Regions from separate parts of the Homo sapiens genome. Here all the other regions are linked to region 1. The links are chromatin loops, found by intact Hi-C in ENCODE. Cell type or tissue: PC-3. All regions are shown on one strand.

Region 1 (8,000 bases):
ATATTCTGTTTACTCATATGTGTCAATCTAAGATAACAACAGAGAGAATTCCTATCGATAGAAATGAATTCAATTGGGAATAAACAGGGGGTTAAAACTCATGTTATGACAAATCATAGGCATGTCTGGAGAGGCTGGGATAAGGAAAAACTCTTAAAGGCAAAAAGAAGAAGTACACATAAGCTGCTTTGAAACAAACGTCATTGGCCACAGGGACCTGCTGCAGGAGCTGATGTTAACTCATTGGTGAAAACAGCCATTGCTAGGCAACTGTTCTTGTGAGGGTGGCTGATCTGAAAAGTTGCAGTCTTGAGGAACTTTTTGCAATGAGCCAGATGAGCAGAGTGTGTAGGAACTTCTTGGGCAGAAACAACTGCTTCACTCGTCTTATTTATTTATTTATTTATTTTTGAGACTGGGTCTTGCTCTGTTGCCCAGGCTGGAGTGCAATGGGCAATTATAATTCTTGGGCTCAGGCAATCCTCCTGCCTCAGCCTCCCAACTAGCATGAACTACAGACATGCGTCACAACACCAGGCTAATTTTTAAATTTTTTTTGTAGAGATGGACTCTCCTTACGTTGCCCAGTCTGGTGCCTCACTTATCTTTGTATCCTCGCTGCTCAGGTCTATGTCATAGAACTAGTGATCAATAATGAGCCAATATTAGGCAGTACTGTTTAGTCTGTTGATTCTTAAAGTGTGATCCCTGGATCAGCAGCATCAGCATCACCTGGTTGAACTTGTTAGCGCTATAAATTATGTCCCATCCAGCTTGACTGAATCAGAAACTCTGGAGGGGAGACACAGCCATCTGTAGTTTAAAAAACTCTCCAGGAGACTCTGATGCCTGATAGAATTTGAGAGTAATTGGTTGAGTAGTGAGAAAATGACTGTAGAATCAGTGAGGCCTGGCTTAAATACTGTCTCTGTCACCTTTAAACTCTTTGACCTGAAATAACTTACTTAACATTTTTAAAGCCTCAGGTTTTTATATATAAAAAGGGGGTAGTAGGAGCTGTTTTATGACTGCTTAATGTTTAAATTAAATAATATAGCTAAAGCGTCTAGTATAATAATTGTCCCATGATATGTGCTCAATAAATGATAACCATAAACAATAATAATAATAATGATACCCATATATAATAATTTCCAGTTGATGGAAGTGGAAGACTGCTTTTGGCAGTCTCTCTGGATATTGTTTTGATTATACATAGAATAAAAAAAGTTACAGGGAAGTATAAAAAAATCCTTAGAATCAAAATATTGTAAGAAATGGCAAACAGAATCAACAAGAAAAAGGAAAGAAAAGAAAAATGATCAAGAGAGATAAATTTATTATGAGAGGATAAAATTCCAATGAAATTATTTGAAAATGTGGTACCTATATTTTGCAATACAATTCACAAGTTTTTTGCTTGGTTGAAAATAGAGACTTGGACATATTCAAAGTTTGAGTGGTATTTAATTTGCAAATTATTATCTTTTTTTATTTATAAGATTATTATTGAGCACCAACCACAGAGTAGGCTTGGTGGTAGATACAGAAATACAGAGATAAAGGACAGAGTATTCCTCACCTAAACTAAGCTAAGCTCAAGAGTCTAGTGGGACTTACCAGACACTACCAGGGTGATATCTAAAACAGGTCAGGTGATTTTTTTTTTTTTTTCAGACACAGTTCAAGCGATTCTCCTGCCTCAGCCTCCCAAGTAGTTGGGACTACAGGTGTGTGCCACCACGCTAACCTAATTTTTTTGTGTTTTTAGTAGAGATGGGATTTCACCATGCTAGCCAGGATGGTCTCGATCTCCTGACCTCTTGATAAGTGATTATTTCTTTAGGATTTTAAATAATTTATAATGGGAGGGATACAAAGAGGGAAAGCTAGATGAGCAGCTAAGATGGCCGTCAGTGTTTAGTGTGTCTGTGAACAAAGAGAAAGAGATTGTCTTCAGCATCAGCATTCCTTAAGTGGGCATTTCTCCTGGAATTTGTAGCCCTGATTTTGTTGAAGGTTTCACCAAGCCAGATCCATTGAAAAACTGTGTTTATTACTTTGGTTTTTCAGGGTAGAATTTCAAATTTGGTTTGATGCTCCAAATGTGTTGGTGATCTATACATTCAAGGCAGTGTGCTAGGTGCTGGGGGTACCAAAGATGAACAAAATGTAATCTTTGTCCTGAAAGAGTTCAGTGTCTACTGAGATAGATGCATATACTCTTAACAACGGTGTATTTTATAGCACTTTATAGTCAAAAAACACTTTCACGTAAATGATCTTAATTGGTCTTCACAATAGCCTAATGAAGTAAGTAGAGTCAGTATTGTCAGCCCATTCTACAGATAGACAATTAGATTAAAAACAATGCCTATTGTTTGTCTGGAGATTTACACTATGTTAACTCCATCCTCTATGTTACTGTCCTTAGGCAATCAATCAACAAGGTTTGTTGATTCTATCACCTACATGTCCCTGTAATTTCTCTCACTATTTCCACCACCACTGCCTTAGTTGAAATAAGTTCATCCTTCCTTGCCCAGGCTATTTCAATAACCTCCTAATTGGTCCCCCTGCCTACAATTTCTACCCACTCCAATCTGCCACAGAATTATCTTTCAAAAACAGCAATGATCATACCACTCAGCTGAAAAATTCTTGCTGGCTCCTCTCTCCACCAACATATGCATGGCATAAAGGCACTTCACAAGGCTCCCCCAATAAAAACTTCAAACCTTACCTCTTGATGTTGATCAACCCTGCCCCCTTGCTAAATACACACAGACTAGATGCTCCAGCTACACTAAACTTATCATATTTTTTCAACCCAATGATTGTTGAATATGAGTATCTACCAAACATTGCATGAGACTTGCTCATATTAACATTTTTAAAACCCAAAATTCAAATTAAACTGGCCATCCTGCTTTTTTCTTTGTTAAATCTGAGAACTCTAGTTCCTACAGACCTAAAATCCAGCTCTTATACCCCCTGGCCATTAAGCACTACCGCATGTGCAGTATCTAGTGACAACCAAGGCTGAAATTCCCACCCTGCCTTCATGGAACTTCCAGATGAGCAGAGAAGGTACAAAAACTATTTCTAGAATTGATATTTAACACTCAAAGCCTACATGTTTTTGATAAACATTGACGTGGTAAACTACAGGCCCAAGGACATGTCATGTACTCATCACATAGGAGAAAATAAATCCAAAACATTTTTTCAGTTGCCTAATGATAAGAATATATTGAAGGCAGTCTGAAAAGCTTAGTTGAAAATGTCTCGGTTACACTTTTACTCAAACTACTACAATATTGAGATCAGCGTAACCTTGGTCAAATTGCTTAACTCTTCTGTACTTCCTTTTAAAGTGTGCACGGGGGAGAGAATGGGGCAAGAGTAGGAGGGTAACCAAACTCTCTTGCCTAATGAAATGACTGTCAAGCTAAACGTGTAATATTAATATGTATTCAGACGAGGGCAGAGGCAAAAGTCAGGCGAGGAGCATTAATTAACAAGTTTTCAGTTCTTGTTGCAGAATGCACAAACCTGGAATTGGAGCCAGGAGATTGCAAAAATGATTCCAGATCTGCATGGTAACAATTTAGACTGACTTCCACTCCTGCCTGAAATTTTGCAGCAGAGGAAGTTCTTTCCCTGGCCGTCTGCCTTCCCCCGCCTCCTCCATCCCCCAGTACCTCAGGCCTCTCACTCCCCACATCTGTTTCCAAGCCAGAGAGCTTAGGGTCACAGCATGGCGCAATAAGCAGCATTAGCAGGCAGCATGAATCAGTGGCAAACCTTTGATTTTAATCCCTTGCCTCTCCTAGAGAGGAAGTGTGGTCTAGTGGTTAACCCACTGAAAAAGCAGCTAGAAGGCAAAATTCCTGGTCCTCTCCATGCCCTTGTTCTATTCTTATTGGGACACGCTGCCTGTCAAACATACTTTTTTTTTTTTTTTTTTTTCCAGCGTCCCTCTACTACATTATTCCCTCAACTGGCTTTATCATAAAACACATGCAGGAAACTGGTTAAACAATTCCTTAGCCTTATTCCAGAATCTCCCAGGGAAAGGCCTGGGAATCTCCATTTTTAACAGTTACTACAGATGAGTCTTTATAATCAGCCTCAGCTCATCTGTATGCCCGTTATACGTCACACCAGGCGAAGAAGAAGCAAGCTTTAAAGGAAACCTAGCCAGGGAACTGAGGCGAAAAGAGTGTATCTACAGAACGATTTGCTTTTACAAGCCCATGTGAGAAAGACGAAAGAGTAGGACAAGGAGATCCGGACTCTAGTTCTGGCTCTGTGTTTCCAGATCTGTGCGAGCATGGACAGGTCAGTGAAACTCCCCTGGTGGCATTCTCATCATCTTAAAAATAAAAGTGATTAGATCATCTCTTTCAGTTCTGTGATTCAATGAATTATTTCTGTGATTTCACAGAAATGCCAAGATGGGCTCAGAAAATCTCTTTTCCTGAAAATGACAGCGGGTGCAGTCACGGAGGTGTGGGCTGACTTGTTTGGGGTTGTGGGAAGACAATGGAGACAAGTGGCAGCCGGGAGGTTTGGGGCCATGGCCGCAAGGAGATTTCTCCCCTCCCTTCTCTCTTAAGGCTCTGCAGCTGGCCTACTTATGCAAAGGCTTTGGTTCCTCTTTCCTTTTTAAAAGCTTTTCTGATTCGTACATTCCCCTGAGGAGCAGAGATTCATCATTTTGCGGAGAACTTGCACACGCTTTCCTGAAAGGAAGAAAGGAGGGAGGGATGGGAGGGGTTGGGTGGATTAGTGAGTAGGCTAGGGTTGGTTGCCAAAGAAATGAGTCTCTCCATGTGTGATAAACATATAACCATCACATTGTTGGCTCTGAATATGCCCAGCAAAACCCTTTGTCCCACTTCCACAATGCCTAGAAGTGTGTTCTCGTTAGTGGACTGGACATCCGCCTACGCATCTGTCTCTGGAGCATTTGGGCATTCTTCCACCCCAGAACAAGTGGGGGTGAGTGAGGAGAAGGAGGAGTGAGTCATGACTGTAGGAAAAGGATGTCTTATGAAGCCAACGCAGAACTAGCTTCCTAGAAACATCATGACAGGTCCCATAAAGCCCACGTTTGGTTCTAATTATAACATGCCCACATTTGAGCATTTTTACAGTTTTCCCATGGTAACAACAGGGTTTCTGAGGAAGAGGACTTTGACTCAAATGTGCTCTATATGTCTAATAGTGTGAGCTGGTTGGACTAAAAAAAAAAGCAGTTATTTTTGCTATTTTACAAAGGAGATACTACTGGCTTGTCTATGCCTATTAACACAGCTATAAATGGGGGATAAGCACATGATATAAATAGGTCAAAATGAGCCAGATAAAATTTAAAAGATATTTTTTAAAGGCCAGGATGAGCAATGTAAACAAAATCAGAAAAAAATAAAAATCTTAAATAAGTGGAATTTGTTTTCCCCCTCAACTTGTGACAAATGGCAAGCTAAAAATAAACAAATAAGCAAGGATTTATTTAAAAAGCAACTTTGGAAGGACGCTTTGAACCATTTAATTCTGGCTCCATAGGCTACACATTCTGATCCTATTAAACCAGGACTGCTCTTTCTGGAGACGATCATAAAGCAGAGCACACATCTTTGAAAAATCAAGTTATGTTCAAGCATGATTTTAGTACCATGTGTTATTTTATTTTATTTACAAAATCTTTGAAAATGGCTAATTCTGAGAAAGTTATTCACAATCATTTGAAATTATATCTTAGTCCTTTGTTATTTTAGACAAATGAACATTTTATTTTTTGAATTAATTCTTTCCTATTTTTTATTATTTAGATACCAGAGATACTAGCCAGAACCTAGGAGACTGGAGTGAAAACCCTTTCTTCCTTTAGTATGAGGGATTCCAGGCTGGAATAACTAGATCTAGGAGACATCATGAGGCAAGAGGGATTTCCCAGGCTACGCTGGAGACAGAGCTGAGGAATAGTGTGTACTCCTGCGTGAAGCCGGCTTGGAGCTGGTTGGAATTTTTTTTTTTAACTCTCTGCAAAGCTGGCATATGTGGCATTTAGAAAAGGAAGAGAAATTCTGCCTATCCATTTTGCAAGATTATCAAATGAGACTTTACTCTGTAAATCTCAGCAGTTATGAAAGTTGGCATGGTTTTTAAACCCCACCACAGGAAGTGGTGATGATCAGAAAACATGTTGGCCATGTTTTGAAATTTTCCAGAAGTATAAGAGATTCTCTTCCTGTATAAATAATAATGACCTCAGGTTTAGTAACTTCTTAGGAAATGATTAAGGCAAAAAGATACATACCTTCCTCAATTTTAGTTTCTTCAGATAAATCCTTGGAATTTTGTATGATAAATTCAGGAAGTTTATTATGGTTTATTTTCATGACAAATGAAGAAATATTAACATGTGCTTGTTTTCCCCCATTTTAAGCATATTTACTTATTTTTACAACAAAATGCCCTCTTACCAAAATTTGGGCTAGAGCAGTAATGTTTTGAGGTGGGACCCCAATATATTGTGGATATTATAGTTGTTGATCAAAGTAATCAGTTGGCATCTGGTGAAGCAAAATATAATAGCTAATTTTTGTATAACGTATATAGCTTACTATGTGCCAGGCACTGTTTCCAGTACTTATAAAAATTGCCAGTATTGTAGATAATCCTCAAAACCACCTTGATTCCCATTTACAGATGGAAAAACAGAGGCACGGATAGGTTATGTAACTTGCCCTGGGTCACCAGATGATAAGAGAAGGAGCTGGGCTACAACTCTGGTAATGTGTTTCATCAGTCCAACCTCTTAATCACCATGTGATATTACCTCTTTGAAAAACTACCAAGAGCCCATTATAGAAAACAGAGCTGAGAGGAATGCATTTAAAAGACTCAAATTCTTGAAACTTAGTCTCAAACACAGACAAGCACTTTTTGAGAAATAGTCAGTAAGAGGAATATGCTTCTAGTGTCAAGAAGAGGAGTTCTTTGGCATGACTGTAGACACCTAAGGTCTTAGATATTGCTTGAATGAGTCATAAGAGGACAAAGGCCATTACTTCATCTTCTTTATCAACTGAAATATCATCCTTATGAAGTATCATAAAAGTGTACTTCCTGTCTATAAGGAACTTGTGGTTTGATAAGATAAAGGTAATTGTTGACATTTGATAAGCCCTTGTTGCAAAACTGCTGTAGATAGGGCATGTAAAAGTGAATAAGCCATCATGCTTGTTTTCAAGGTGGCTGCAGCCTGGATGGGAGATGGATAGTCACCACTGGGTGTGGTAGATGTCATGGCAGGTGGAAGAGAAGGAGTCTGTGAGAGCAGCAGGAGGGGCTCCAGCCTACGCAAGGGATTCCAGGATGTCTTCCCCAAGGACATAGTGCCTGACTGAAGTCCTTCAGAATGGTTTCCCCCCATTTCCACATCGCTCTTCCCTTCTCATCCATATCTGAATTTATAAGTAGTAGCTGTAAATACATGATCTGTTCTTATTTCCTACTCATATGTCTTCCTTCCCACTTACCTCCCAGGTTAGATGCTTGGATCAAGCTCAGCAGAAAAGAGCTAAGAAGCATTGGAGTAGGACAGCTGAATGCCTGGGAATAGATAATTTTTGCATCTGATGCACCCTATCTGTTTGGAGACCACACTACCTTAGCATTCTATGCAGATGGATCTCCTGGCTACTGACCACTTACCTGAGCTTCTTTTTCTTCTTTCTTTTTTATATTGCACATTGTAATTGTACATATTTATGAGGTATATATAATTTAATGTGTACATATATATGTTTTATAATGATCAAATCAGATATTTAGCTTATCCATCACTCATATATTTATCATTTCTTTGCTGTGAGAAACTTCAAAAGTCTCTCTTCTAAGCTATTTTGTAATATACAGTGGCTTACTGTTAACCATCATCACCCAAATGTGCAATGAAACACCAGAACTTATTCCTTCTATCTTAT
Region 2 (8,000 bases), 130 kb after region 1:
TTTTATTTTATGCAGTGCTGCTAGCAAGCTTCAGTGGATTTTGGACAAATGAGGTCACATCTTTAAATATCAACTTCCTTATTTGTAAAATGAAGTGACTGGACTGAATGCTTCTCAGTGTTCACTTATGTTCTGTGTTTTCTTAGATTCTGTATTTGTCTATTTGGCATTCATTAATCACAGGGCCAAACCAGTGGGCAAAGTTGTTTACGTATCCCCTGTGAACAAGCTTTTGCAGGTGCTCAAAATCGTATTACAAATTCTCCAACCAATCCTGAGTCCATAAGCTCAACCACCTCATTTCTCTAACTCCCATACAACATTTCAATACTTTCCCTGCTCTGAATCATACCAGGCAACTAGACACCACTCCTATGCTATATCAGAGCCCACAGACATTATTCAAACTAGCCAGTACTAAGCTGTTTCTCCTGTCCCACCTTGCCTCTCATGAAGAAAACACAATAAAGGCTCTAGGCCATGCTCCTTCCTGCTTCTGCCTCCTGATCTACTCTGCTGCTTCCCCATGTGGCCTTGCATGGTGTGCTGTGCCTCTTGTTTCTAGGGGAACTGTGAGTAGCAACAAATTGTTCTTTCAATGGCCTTGACCTCTTCATATCATCACTCACTCCCCAGCAATAAATTAAGACTGGGTACAGATCACTTAAGTGCAAATAATTTATCATTCTGTGCAGCTATCTCAGATTTAACATATATAATATTGGAAGGGGGTTTGTTCCTAATGTTCAGCCTAAGCCAAACCTCCGTTATTGCTGTTCAGTTCCTTCGGTCTTCATCCATGAACTGTGAGAAAGAAAGTACTTAAGGCTGCATCCCTGCTGCACAGGGAGTCTTTGCCTATTTCTAAAGTTCATATGACCTGTTAAGAAGACTCCTGGTTTGCCTTCTTATAAATCAGAAGCTGAGATTCAGGAAAACTTTTTCATCATACAGTTTTCAATGGTCTTTTTTTCCTCACACTGCTCTAAATCACCGGAACCACTTGTGCTTTCTACTTAGCCCAGTATGAGCTGTAATGTATTAACTTTGCTCTAAGTTGTTTCCTTTTTACAATTTTTTATTTAATTAATTAATTTATTTTTAGAGACAGCGTCTTACTCTGTCACGTAGGCTAGAGTACAATGGTGTGATCATAGCTCACTGCAGCCTCAAACTCCTGGGCTCAAGGGATCCTCCCCTGACACCTGTCTCAGCCTCTTAAATAGCTTAGACTACAGGTGTGCACCACCATGCCTAGCTTTTTTTTTTTTTTTTTTTTTTTTTTGGTAGAGATGGGGTCTTGCTGTGGTACTCAGGCTGTTCTCAAACACCTGCGCTCAGCTTCCCAAAGAACTGGGATTATAGGCATAAGCCATTGTGCTCAGTCTGGTGTTTCCTTTTTTTTTTTTTTTTTTTCTGTCAAGTACTGTTTTCCAAAAGTTATCTGTCTTTTGGCACCTCCCCAAACAATTGGCACTGTCATTTCCCTTTTAAGGATCCTCTCTCTAGGTGCCCTTAGGAATAAAGGTTGATTAAGACCTACAAGGGCATACTGGTGGCACAAATGAGTAAAATAGACTGGGCATAATGCAATAGGGGTGATGGAAACCATTGTAAAGAAACAGACCTGTACTCTGTTAATAGCTGTTATTTCTGTTTGAGCAATTATTGTCACATGAGAATTCTGTCTAATAGTGACAAATCTTTTTACTCTTCAACAGAAGGGAGAGCAAGACGGCCAAATAGAAGCCTCCAGCAATTATACACCCCCCCAGAGGAACAACAAATTAAGCAATACAAGAAAAGCACCTTCATGAAGTTGAAAACTGAGGTGAACAATCACAATACCTGGTTTTAACTTCACATCACTGGAAGAGGTACTGAAGAGGGTAGGAAAGACAGCTTCGAATCGCCTCCATCACTTCTCCCTTAACCCATTTGGCTCAGAGAGAATCTGTGCACTTTGGGGAGGGTGAATGCAGTAACTGTGCAATTTTACATATGACCTCAGTGTTGTCCTATCACAGTGGAAAGCAACAGAAGGCAGAACTCAGTTGGCACCCACGGAGGGAGCATTTAGGCCAGCCCTAGCCAGAGGAGAATCACTTATCCTGGCTGTTGGAACCTGAGTTCCAACAAGCTTCACCAGCACCACTGTTGGCTAAACTGCTGTGGGGTTCAAAATAAACTTGAAAGGCAGTCTAAGCCACAAGCACTGCAATTCCTGGGCAAATCTCAGTGCGGTGCTTGGCTCAGAGCCAGTGGACTTGGGGCACACATGACCAGATGGGGTGGCCAGGGGAAGGTCACCTCTCCTCCAACCCCAGGCAGCACAGGGAGAAACTTCTTCCTTCTGCTTGAGGAGAAGAGAGGGAAGAGTAAAGAGGACTTTGTCTTGGAACTTGGATATCCACTCAGCCATAGTAGAATGGGGCACCAGGCAGAGTCCTGAGGCCTCTTTTCTAGGCCCTAGCTCACAGATGACATTTCTAGACACACTCTGGGCTAGAAGGAAACCCGCTGTCTTGAAGGGAAGGACTCAGTCCTGGCAGAATTTATCACCTACTGATTAAGGAGCCCTTGGGTCCTGAATAATCAGCAGTAGCAACCAAGCAGTATTCACCTTGGGCCTTGGGTGAGACTCAGAGCCATGCTGGCTTCATGTGTGACCCAGCACATTCCCAGCTGTGGGCCTTACAAAAAGAGACTCCTTTTGCTTAAGGAAAGAAGAGGTAAGAAGAGTAAGGGGACTTGGTTTTGAAGCTTGGGTACCACCAGCTCTACTCAGCGGTGTAGAGCACCAAGTGGGCTCCTGGGGTTCCTGATTCCAGGCCTTGGCTCCTGGACAGCATTTCTCGATCCTTCCTGGGCCACAGAGGAGCCTATTTCCCTGAAAAGAGAATCCCAGGCCTGGTAACATGCACCACAAGCTGACTGAAGAGTCCTTGGGCCTTGAGTGAACATGGTGGTAGCCAGGTACTGTTTGTTGTGGGCCTGGGGCAGTGGTGACCATGGGGAGAGACTCATCTGCTTGAGAAAAGAGGAGGGAAGAGTGAGAAGGACTTTGTCTTAAAGCTTGGGTGCCAGCCCAGCAGTAGTAGAATAAAGCACCAAGTAGATCCCTAAGGTTCTTGACTCCAGGTCCTGGCTCCTGGATGACATCTCTGGACCCACACCCACCATGGGCCAAGGATAACTCACTGCATTGAAAGGAAGGACATGAGCTTGGCTAGATTTACCACCTGCTGGTTACAGAGCCCTTAGGCCTTGATGAACATAGGTGATAGCCAAGCAGTGGTAACTGCGGGCCTTGAGTGAGACCCCAGTGCTGGCTTTGGGTCTGACCCAGCACAATCCCAGTTGTGGTAGCCACAGGAGTGCTTCTGTCACTCCTCCCCTAGCTTCAAGTGGGGAGAGAGTGATGGGAGGAGACAGAGAGAGAGAGAGAGAGAGAGAGACTCTGTTTGGGAGAAAGTCAGGGAAGAGAACAAGGGTCTCTGCTGGATAATCCAGATAATTCTCTCAGGTCTCACTCAAGACATCAAGGAAGTACCTCTACAAGCCTGCAAGAGCCACAGCATCACTGGGCTTAGGGTGCCCCCTAATGCACATGCAACTGCAGTGACCAAAGACTTAGATCACAGTGCCCAAATCTCTTTGAAAAGGGACTCGGAAAGCCTTCCCAAGAAGGATGGGCACAAACAAGCTCAGACTGAGAAGACTATAATAAATACCTAACTCTTCAACATCCAGACACCCACAAACATCTACAAGCATCAAGACTACCCAGAAAATGGCTTCACCAAATGAATGAAATAAGCACCTGTGACCAGTACCAAAGACACAGAGATATGTGACCTTTCAGACAGAGAACTCAAAATAGCTGTTTTGAGGAGTCTCAACAAAATTTGAGATAACACAGAGAGAGAATTCAGAATCCTATCAGATGAAATTAATGAAGAGATTGAAATAATTTTAAAAAAAGAATCAAGCAGAAATTCTGGAGCTGAAAAATACAATTGACATACTAAAGAACACATCAGAGCCTCTTAACAGTAGACTTGATCAAGCAGAAGAATTAGTGAGCTTGAAGACAGGCTATTTGAAAATACACAACCAGAGAAGACAAAAGAAAAAAAAGAATAAAAAAGAATGAAGCATAAATGCAAGATCTAGAAAATAGTCTCAAAAGGGCAAACCTAAAAGTTATTGGCCTTAAAGAGGAAAGAGAGAGAGAGAAAGAGAGAGAGAGATACCAGGGTGGAAAGTATATTTAAAGAGAAAATAACAGAACTTCCCAAACCTAGGGAAAGATATCAATATTTAAGTACAAGAAGGTGATAGAACACCAAGCAGATATAATCCAAATGAGACTACCTCAAGACATTTAATAATCAAGCTCCCAAAGGTCAATGATAAAGAAAGCAGCAAGAGAAAAGAAATAAGTAACATGCAGAAGGAAAAAAAAAAAACCTTTTATCCTAAAGTAGCATACCCTGTGAAAATATCCTTCAAACATGAAGGAGAAATAAAGACTTTCCCAGACAAACAAAAGTTGAGGGATTTCATCAATACTAGACCTGTCCTACAAGAAATGCTAAATCCACTTCCTCAGTCTGAAAGAAAAGGACATTAGTGAGCATTAGGAAATCATCTGGAGATACAAAACTCACTGGTAATAGTGGGTACACAGAAAGACAGAATATTATAACACAATAATTGTGGTGTGTAATCTACTCATATCTTGAGTACAAAGACTAAAAGATGAACCTATCAAAAATAGTAACTACAAAAATTTTTCAAAACACAGACAATATAATAAGATATAAATAGGAACAACAAAAAGTTAAAAAGTGGGGGATGAATTTAAAGTGTAGAGTTTGTATTACTTCTCTCTTTGCTTGCTTGTTACTTTGTTTAAGCAATCAGCATTAAGTTGAGCTTAGTCTAAAATAAGGAGTTATAAGATATTATTTATAAGCTTCATGGTAACCTCAAATCAAAAAACATGCAACAGATGTACCAAAACAAAAAGCAAGAAATTGAAACATACCACCAGAGAAAATCACCTACACTAAAGGAAGACAGGAAAGAAGGAAGAGAAGACCACAAAACAATCAGGATACAAATTTTAAAATGACAGGAGTAAGTCTTTACTTATCAATAATAACATTGAATGTAAATGGACTAAACTCTCCAACCAAAAGACATAGAGTGGCTAATTCGTTAAAAAAAAAAAAAAAACAAGATCCAATGATCTATTGCCTATAAAAAACACTCATCACCTGTAAAGTGACATAGACTGAACATAAAGGGATGGACAATTATATTCTATGCAAATGAAAATGAAATGAGCAGGAGTAGCCATATTTATATCATACAAAATAGATTTCAAGACAAAAACTATAAGAAGAAACAAAGAAGGTCACTATATATTGATAAAGGGGTCAATGCAGCAAGAGGATATATAAGAATTTTAAATGTATATGCACCCAACACTGGGGCATCCAGATATATATAACAAATATTATTAGAGCTAAAGAGAGAGATAGACCCCAATACAATAATAGCCAGAGACTTCCACATCCAACTTTCAGCATTGGACATATCTCCTAGACTGAAAAGCAACAAAGAAACATCTGACTTAATTTGCACTATAGACCAAGTGCACCTAATAGATATTTACAGAACATTTCATCCAATGGTTGCAGAATACACATTCTTTTACTCAGCATATGGATTATTTTCAAGGATAGGCCATATGTTAGGCCACAGAATGTCTTAAAAATTCAAAATAATTGAAATAATATCAAGTATCTTATCTGACCACATGGAATAAAACTAGAAATCAATAACAAGAGGAATGTTGGTAACTGTACAAACACTGGTAAACAGTATGTTTCTGAATGACCAGCAAGTCAATGAAGAAATTACGAAGGAAATTGAAAGTCTTCTTGAAATAAATGATAATGGAAACACAACATAAAACTTTTAGGGTACAGCAAAAGCAGTACTAAGAGGAAAGGATATAGCAATAAGCACCTTCAAAGAAGTAGAAAAACTTCAAATAAATAACACAATTATACATTTTAAAGAACTGGAAAAACAAGAGCAAATCAAATTCAAAATTAGTATAAGAACAGAAGTAATAAAAATCTTAACAGAAATGAATGAAATTTAAATAAAAATACACAAAGATCAATGAAATGAAAAGTTTGTTTTTTGAAAAGATAAACAAAACCGAGAAACTTTTAGCCAGATTAAGAAAAAAAGAGAGAAGACCCTAATAAAAAAAATTCTGAGATGAAAAAGGAGACATTACAACCAATACCACAGAAATTCAAAGGATAATTACAGGCTACCATGAGCAACTTTATGCCAATAAATTGGGAAACCTAAAGAAATGGTTAAATTCTTAGACAAATACAACCTACCCAGATTGAATCATGAAGAAATTCAAAACCTGAACAGACCAATAACAAGTTACAAGATCGAAGCCATAATCAAAAGTCTTCTAGCAAAGAAAAGCCTTGGACCTGATGGCATCATTGCTGAATTCTACCAAGCATTTAAAGATGATCTAAAACCAATTCTACTCAAACTATTCTGAAAAATTGAGGAGGGGGAATACTTCCAAACTCATTCTACATGGCCAGTATTACCCTGATACCAAAATCAAAGACACATCAAAAAAAGAAAGCTACAGGCCAATATCGCTGATGAACAGTGATGTAAAAATCCTCAACAAAATACTAGCAAACCAAATTCAACAACACATTAGACAGATCATTCAGTATGACCAAGTGGGATTTATTCCAGGGATGCAAAGATGGTTCAACATATGCAAATCAATCAGCATGATACATTATATCAACAGAATGAAGGACAAAATCATGATCATTTCAATTGATGCTGAAAAAGCATTTGATAAAATTCAACATCCCTTTATGAAAAAAACCCTTAAAAAACTGGGTATGGAAGAAAATACCTCAATACAATAAAAGCCATATGTGATAGATCCACAGCTAGTATAACACTGAATGAGGAAAAACCAAAATCTTTTCTCTAAGACCTGGAACATGACAAGGATGTCACTTTCACTATTGTTATTCAACATAGTACTAGAAATCCTAGTTAGAGCAATCAGACAAGATAAGGAAATAAAGGGCCTGCAAATTCAAAAGGAAGAAGTCAAATTCTGCTTGTTTGTGGATAATGTAATCTCATATTTGGAAAAACCTAAAAAATCTGCCAAAAGATCTGCTAGAACTAAAACATATTCATTAAAGGTACAGACTGCAAAATCAACATACAAGAATCAGTAGCATTTCTATATGCCAACAGTGAACAATCTGAAAAGGAAATCGAGAAAGCAATTCCATTTACAATAGCTACAAATAAAATAAAATACCTAGATGTAAACTTAACCAAAGAAGAGAAAGATCATGATAATTAAAACTATACAACACTGATTGGGCCAGGTGTGGTGGCTCACGCCTGTAATCCCAGCACTTTGGGAGGCTGAGGCAGGCAGATCACCTGAGGTCGGGAGGTCAAGACCAGCCTGACCAACACGGAGAAACTCCATCTCTACTAAAAATGTAAAATTAGCTGGGCATGGTGGCGCATGCCTGTAATTCCAGCTACTAGGGAGCCTGAGACAGGAGAATCGCTTGAACCTGGGAGGTGGAGGTTGCGGTGAGCTGAGATTATGCCATTGCACTCCAGCCTGGGCAACAAGAGCGAAACTCCATCTCAAAAAACAACAACAACAACAACAAAAAAAGAAAACTATAAAACACTGATTAAATAAATTGAAGAGGACACAACAAAATGGAAAGTTATTTCGTGTTCATGGATTGGAAGAATCAATATTGTTCAAATGTCCATACTACCTAAAGCAATCTACAGATTCAATGCAATCTCTATCAAAATACCAATGACATTCACCACAGAAATAAAAAAAAAATCCTAAAATTTATATGGAACCACAAAAGACT
Region 3 (8,000 bases), 66 kb before region 1:
TGCAAGAAGTAAGTTACGACCTGGCAAGATGCAATGGCAAGTTCAGCAGGCCTCCTATATGCCTGCAAGATAGAGTCTCTCTGCTTCTCTCCACATACATAGATTCAGACAAACCTCCCTTTTACACATTCACAGAAGCATCTGGATATCGCCCGTCAAAAGCACTCAAGGCATTAATATGGAAATAACCAATGGGTTTAGCACCTTCAAAAAAAAAAAAAAAAGGCGGGTGCGGTGGTTCACGCCTGTAATCCCAGCACTTTGGGAGGCCAAGACAGGTGGATCACGAGGTCAGGAGATTGAGAGCATCCTGGCCAACATGGTGAAACCCAATCTCTACTAAAATACAAAAAATTAGATGGGCATGGTGGCTCACGCCTTTAGTCCCAGCTACTTGGGAGGCTGAGGCAGGGGAATCGCTTGAACCTGGGAGGCGGAGATTGCAGTGAGCCGAGATCGTGTCACTGCACTCCAGCCTGGCGACAGAGTGAGACTCTGTCTCAAAAAAAAAAAAAAAAAAAAAAAAGAGATAGTTGTTAATCTCAAGGAATTTCCAGTTGGTAGAATGTAAGGGGGAAATCTGTCTCTCTCTCTCTCTCATAAGCTGGAGCACTGCTGATATACCCAATAGTTAAGTAACAAACCAGGACTATGATCTTGAACTAGCCTCTACCTCCTCTGGGTTTCAGCTTCCTCACCTGGAAAATGAAGGGATTGCTGGATGATCTTCAAGGTCCCTGCCAGATGGAATTTTATGATTCTGTAAACCCAGAACTAACGTGTAAAATGGGGAATTCGTCTTAAAATTTTTTTCAGCATCATTTAACCTTTGTCTTCACCTTTGCAAGTGAGTCTGTTCCCAACCTATGTGAGCAAAAGATCATTACTGACAAGAGTGGGGCTTGGAGTAGTGATGTTCTGAAGCACATACCAGATCTATCTGTTGATGGTGCTTTCAGAAGAGCCACCAATATTTGGTAGATCACTGTAAACCTACAATTTCAAAGTTATTTCGGTAAAACTGCTTTACATAGTGAGTTAATTTTCCATACTTTGCTGTCTTAGGTTTTCCTCTGTTAAATACATGTCCATTATTTTGGTTGATGCTTTTGAGATGTTCCCACTAGGTGAGATTGCTCTCAAAATAAATTCCAATGATTTGGTCTCATCAAATGGCAGAAGGTTCTAATTGTATAAAACTACCACTAAAAAATCGGTGGCAATTTGGACTTGCATAAAGCACAGAAATTGTGATGTTAATTGCTCTCCTCTACCTTCTCTCTGTGTTAATTGCCACGGATAATTGCCACCTCCCAGCTAATCATGGAATATGGGGATGCTAGGTAGACTGCCCTCCCTATCTGTATTAAACCATTTGTGACAAATAAATATGCAAGAGGTGGTAGGCAAATGAATTTATGTCCTTAATTTTATTGCTTGTATTGAGTTAATGTGTTCCCAAACTCTTCTTTAATTGCTGTGTCCTTGTCTGTTATTGAAAACCTGGGAAGTTATAAGTTGTTACATAAGATGTCATGACAGGTAAACTCTTATCTCCAGAAGTTGACTTATTACTTATATTATCTTGTATTTATACTTAGGAAATAGCAAACAACTTGACAGCATTACTTTCTTCGTCATTTTCAATTGCTTGTGAAACAATTTATTAGTACAGACCTTCCAAAAAGCCACATTCAGCAAAAGATTTCATAAAGCTTATAAAACTTTATTTCATTTATGTCTTTCAGTTCTTAACAAAGATGAAAGAATATTTCCTTTTTAGGAAGTTTCCTTTTTAGGTCTCATTTCATACAGACAGCCCTTGAGTGAGAGTCCTTTGCTCCAAATGAAAGAAAATTTAGCTTTGAGTATGATCATTTCAGAATGATACTCTGAACAACATGAAAACTAATTGCTACCCAACAAAAAGATAAAGGATTGACCCAAATTTTCCTATCCCCCCCTTATTTCCAAATATTCTAAAGGTCCTCTCTGGTTCTCCCAGCCTACCATGATTAGTCCAAGCCCCTTTGCCTGCAATAATCACATGCTAGTTGTAAAAACATTAAAAAATGCTGATACTGTGACTGGTGAACAAAATCATCATTATTTGATGATGCCCAAATCTGTCTCAAACCACATTTTCTGCCATGGTGGTAAACATCTGACCTCTATTAGCATGTATTTTAAAAAGTTTTTTTTTGTTGTTTTTTTTGTTTTGTTTTTTTTTTGAGATGGAGTCTCACCCTGTCACCCAGGCTGGAGTGCAGTGGCGCATCTCAGCTCACCGCAAGCTCCGCCTCCCAGGTTCACGCCATTTTCCTGCCTCAGCCTCCCGAGTAGCTGGGACTACAGGAGCCCTCCACTGCGCCCGGCTAATTTTTTGTATTTTTACTAGAGACGGGGTTTCACCGTGTTAGCCAGGATGTTCGTGATCTCCTGACCTCGTGATCTGCCTGCCTCAGCCTCACAAAGTGCTAGGATTACAGGCATGAGCCACTGTGCCTGGCCTTAAAGAAGATAATTTTTAAGGGTGCAGTAAATATATGCTGAAAAGCTTGAAATCAACAACTGTGTTAGTCTCAAACAGCCTTCAGCTCCACAAGCACATTAGCAAACCAAAAAAACAGGGTTAGTGTAATATGTTTTAATACTTTTTGAAGAATGCAACAATCCCATAGGCCATTACTGACTAGAAATGGTGACATTTCACAAGTGTCCCAAACTTGGGATTTATTGAGCTTCTCCATAGTAGAGTGTCTTTTCAAACTTGCTTCTATTAGTTTTCATCATCGCTGTTTTCTTTATTATGGTTGTTTCCAACAGTTTAAATAGAAAAATGCTACACATATTTCAAAGTGAGGAGCCTTGTATAGACCGGCATATAAGCACAGGAAGTAGCATTTAAGCTACACAAATGTTTCCCAGCCCTTGCCACTGAATAGGCCCATTGTTCTCCATCCAAGCTGTACGTCATGATCATGTGTGGGGTTTAAAAAATATAGATTTCTAGGCCCTGCCTTGGAGATTCTCAGTTGTTCTGAGGTGGGGTTGGGGGATGGTCCAAACTTCTATAGTCAAAAAAAGTGCCACAGATGTTTCTGCTGCACAGTGATCGCTGAGGTCTTGGATTTAGTAAAGCAATACCAAGAATCTTAATTTCTTGTCTGTTATAAAATTTTTAAAAGGCAGTACCTACAAGTTAAACTTGGGTGAAAGTGCCAGTTCCACTGCTTACTGTGCAAACTTGGGCAAATCTCTTACTGTTTCTGAGCATCATGGTTTTCATCTGAAAAATGGGGAATCATAGTTTCCTAATGAAATGTGGTGAAGATTAAACGAGATAATGTATGTTACCTCATGTTCCCCAGTGCCTTAGTAAGCACATAATATGTAATAGTTATGATTTTATTCCCCTTTGTGTATGTCATCTGGAGAAATTTATACCTGAGAGATTGAATATGAGAGATTATTCTACCTACCTATGCCCAGGGGGACAAGGGGATCTATGAGAAACTAAAAATTGTAAAACCTGGCTGTTGACATCTAAACATTTGGAAATCAATGGCTAGTCATCTTTCCTACAGAAGGAAATGGAAAAATGAAACCACCCTTCTTCATTATGAAGGAAGATGCCTAAGAAGAATGGTTCTCTGAAAAACAAGATGTAACAATGGCTGCTGGTCATTGACCAACTTCAGCAGGAGAGATTGCTGATCTCTTGTTACTCTCAACTCCCACTGTGGGGGATGAGGCAGGTCTCTTCCCTATTCTCTTTTTCTACCATGGTTATTCCTGCTGCTTTGCCTTGGTTTTTCTGCTCTTCCCGTATCACTTAGATCCTATATATTCTTGTCTCTTTTGATCAGCCCAGCTTTCAGTGAAGCTTTTCTTGCCCCCATTTCTTGAACTTCTGTTGTCTTAACTAGTACCTTGAACTGTATTCATTTTATTATTTTGTTGTTGTTAGTCCTGTCTTTCCAAATGGACTTCAAATTTTCTGAGGGAAAAGATATTTTGCTAACTTTCATGTACATCTTCTTTCTTAGCCCAGCACACACAGCCATAGATGTAAAAGATTGCCTCATAAAAGCAAATCAGGTGCTGAAGAGAGTCATCTGTATGTGAAGCAGAGAGTCAATGAGGCCATCTTTAGTGGTTGGTGTGCTAGTGACTTAAGGTTCAATTTTAGCAGCTGTTCTTCACTTTCCAACAGGGATATATAAAACACACAGATTGTTATAACTCTCCTTTGACTTTCCTTGTTGATAAATTTAGATATAATATTTTCCTATTTTAAGTAGTGGTTCTCAACATTGTTTACACGTTAGAATCATCTGGAAAGCTTTAGAAAACCCTCATGTTCAGACTACACCACAGACCAATTAAATCAGAATTTCTAGGAGTGAAGCCAAGGCATCAGAATTTTTAAAAGCTTCCTAGGAGATTCCAATGTACAGCCAAGATTGAGAACCACTGTTTTAGATTAAACTATGTAAAATCTGATTAAGAGACCCCTAGATTGGAAACTGACAATAAACAAACATCCAGGTCTGGGATTTCTTAATGGGCTCCACTGGTGCTGTGGACTTCCTTCTCATTCTGACTGTTCTTTTCCTAAGCTGCCTTAAGGCACATTGTTCAGTGGATCCGAGACTCCGATTTGAGAACAAGCATAAGCAAGAAGTGAAACTCTTGCAGCAGGGTACGTGTACCTGCTGTTAATCTTGGATTGCTCATAGTCCTAAACGATGCCCATTATTCAAATCTCAAATTGAATGTTATTTCTTGATGGAGTCTTCTCTGACAACTCTCATATCCATTAATAGTTGAACACTAGTCATACTTTCTCAAACACTCTATTGTTTCCCTTTATAGCACTCATGATATACAGAAATTTTAATGGTTATTTGCTTAATATGTAATACACCACCTCCCCCTCCTCCTACCGCTGGGTTTTGAGCTCATGGATGGAAGAGACCATCTCTGCCTTATTCATTATTGTAAATTTGGCAGCCATCACAATGCATGTGGTAAGAGCTGAGTAAATAGTTGGTGAAGGAATAGAAATCAGAGTACTATTGTTAGATGAGTGTTTATTGACGGGGGAGAATGGTAGAGTCCGGTGCCTCTCTGTGGAGCATTCTATCAATTGTGAGATAGTGCAGAGTGGGGGCAATCTCAATTACCTAATTTTGACCAGTGATTCTCAAATATGGCCTGCTCAGGAGAATCACCGGGATGTTTTGTTGAAAGTACAGATGCCTATGCCTCATCTCCAAAAGATCTGATTTCAGTAGTGTGATGTCAGAGCTAGGAATAAGTTTGCCAGCTAAGTCTGATGCCCTCGGCCACAGTCCAGCATTTAGAAACTACTGCTTTAGCCATTGCCTGAAATGACTTTCAGAACCACTGTCAAATTTGGAGCCTGCATTTTCTGTAGCTCAGTTATTCTTTTGCTCTGTGATGAAATTATGAAGGTGAGGTTAAGGGTTTTCTTTGGAAGAGAGACACATTGCTTTATGCAACAACTCTGGAGGGATAATGCCCCCAGTGCCATCTACTCTGTTTATAATGTGGCTGGCTGAACTTATGGTTTCTTAGGAATCCATGTTCTAAAGCCTGATGGTAATATTAGAACTATGTCAATGTAACACTTTCCCCAAATGCTTGGAAAACTTAACCACGTAGGCCACGGTGTGTGGCTATACTGATCTCAGTGGCTGTACTCACACTGAAAAAAATATGTCAGCATTGGCCATATTTTTATATACCTAGATCTATTTTGAGAAACAGTCAACATGGGAAATATTACATTAAATATTCATGGCATTTGTGTTCATGCTGAAAAAAGTTACACAGATTATAAAACTTCAGTGACTCAGAAATCTCCCATCTATCAAACTCAACTAGCCAAAAAGAGCAAAGAAGGAAAAAATAAGCAAAAGAGAACTCCAGATATCAAAAATATGTGGAATTTTAAATAAAACCTATATGAACAAAAGTAAGACTTTTTTCTTTTTTTTAAAGTAGAATCCATTTACTCAGGATCTATTTGCTGTAACTTTAGACATAATCTAACTGCTTTGGGGAATCATGATGCAGGTACAGTAAACACAAGAATACCAAAATCATAGCCATGTAACACTTCTTGGGCTGAAACAGTCATTTGTTTCAGTGTCTACACTTTAATATTTAATAATTGATAATATTTACATGTGTTATATAATTTAATATTTATCATCAACAAAGAGAACTCCAGGGAAGATAATATTCCCATTCTACAGATGAGGAAACTGTGTGGCAGAGAGGTTAAAAAACTCAATGAAGTCATTCTGATTTCTAATTCAATAAACTTTCTGCTGTATTATGTTGCCTGATGGAGTTTCACTGTTTGTTGCCCAGGCTGGAGTGCAATGGTGCCATCCTGGCTCACTGCAACCTCTGCTTCCCAGGTTCAAGCAATTCTCCTGCCTCAGCCTCCCAAGTAGCTGGGACTACAGCTGTGCACCACCATGCCCAGCTAATTTTTTTTTTTTTAATTTTTAGTAGAGACAGGGTTTCACCATGTTGGCCAGGCTGGTCTCAAACTCCTGACCTCGGGTGATCCACCCGCCTTGGCCTCCCAAAGTGCTGGGATTACAGGAGGGAGCCACCTCACCTGGCCTTCCATTGCCTTGTAAAATAAAGAACAACTTTTGATAACCATGAAGAGAATCTAGAATCATCAAGAAAAGGTTGAAGTTTAGCATACTTAGTTTAAAAGTGTAGAATCATCTATGGTATTTTACAAATGTTTCCATTAACAATAGTTAAAATTAAATAACAATGTGTGAGTGCCTGAAGGAGTAAGTTTCTGTCATATGGAAAAATCACTTATGTGAAATCTTTACTTTGTAGGAATTCAGATGAAAAAGAAATACAAACATACTCACACATTTTTAAAACTGGACTTCTTGCCACTATGAGTCACCACCATTTTTTATGTGAATGTGGTGTGGCATGGGTTATTTATTATTTACATGGTTCACAAACCATTCTTCCGTGCTCAAAAATGGCCCAGGAAAGGAAGGGAAGGAGACAGCACCACTCAATTAAAACAAGAGATTTTTAACAAGACAGTATATGCCCTAACTGGGAGCCAGGACACTGATACTAACCTCTTCTTCACAAAAAGTGATTAAGGGATCTTGGTTTGTGCTAAAGTTCTGCTTGGCAATACGTATGATGGTACTATTACAATAGCTTGTATAAGTTATGCCTTTTTCAAATTCTTACCTTGCCCTTTATCAGCACAGTTCTCCAATCCTAGGATCAGATGTATGGCTGATATAAATCAGCAGAAAACAAAATTCTATATTCCTGTTCCCTGCAATCAATGAGTGGACAGACTGTAAACTCTGCAAGGATAGAAGTTGCTATTATTTTGCAATTGTTTCATTCCTTACTTTACTCACTGATATTTTCTGCAGAGCTGTGCTGGCCATTGGCCTTTGACCTTCCAGGATTTGGTCAAAAAAATTTTTTTTCCAGGATGCTTTCAGATGTCAAAGCATTTGTGAACATTTTACTTCTGAATCCATGTTGGTATTAAAGTAAAGAAGTAATCCCAAATATTAATCTACTGTCTGATTTTTTTTATTATAGTGCTCTTAAACTATTGTGGAGTTATTTTTGCTTCTCTATTCTAAAACTGGGAAAATTGATTTTGAGTCATGACATCAAATTTTTCCTCATCTCCTTATCCATTAATTTGTTAATGGGTTATTTGGTGGTTTTAAAACATGTCCATAAATTCTTTGACACAACTCCTTTCAAAGCTGGAGTCTAATTCCCTGCCACTTCAATGTCCACCAGAGGTAGCGACTCACTTTTAACACACCAAATGTGGCAAGAAGTCATGATCTGTGACCTCTAAAGATAGCCCATAAAAAATATCACCACTTCCATTTGCTCTCTTTTATGTTGTCCACTTTTGGGGGAAGCCAGCTGCCATGTTG

Evidence for each region. Peaks named below come from ENCODE experiments on the same cell type or tissue, not always from the same donor. Only the 100,000 strongest peaks of a DNase experiment are listed, where the experiment ranks them.
Region 2: it touches region 1 in a loop (4-fold over the local background); 5 of 110 quality-filtered maps call a loop at or near these places.
Region 3: a loop joins it to region 1, with 6 times the contacts of the local background. A loop is called at or near these places in 2 of 110 quality-filtered maps.

Annotation. Positions count from the first base shown.
Region 1 is chr15:38,126,687-38,134,686 of GRCh38, reverse strand. No RefSeq gene overlaps it. Among named protein-coding and RNA genes, the nearest start is that of LINC01852, 58 kb to the right of the region's middle. RefSeq lists enhancers at 4,366-4,495, 4,626-4,675. In PC-3, no CTCF peak of the experiment used is centred here; DNase peaks (open chromatin) are centred at 3,776, 4,826, 6,196 and 7,116; H3K4me3 peaks cover 2,659 bases; H3K27ac peaks cover 4,575 bases.
Region 2 is chr15:37,998,681-38,006,680 of GRCh38, reverse strand. It overlaps a transcript of TMCO5A not described here. Among named protein-coding and RNA genes, the nearest start is that of LINC02345, 38 kb to the left of the region's middle. In PC-3, a CTCF peak has its summit at 3,595 (motif pointing left); a DNase peak (open chromatin) is centred at 3,590.
Region 3 is chr15:38,192,709-38,200,708 of GRCh38, reverse strand. No RefSeq gene overlaps it. Among named protein-coding and RNA genes, the nearest start is that of SPRED1, 56 kb to the left of the region's middle. In PC-3, no CTCF peak of the experiment used is centred here; DNase peaks (open chromatin) are centred at 4,988 and 7,008; H3K27ac peaks cover 3,690 bases.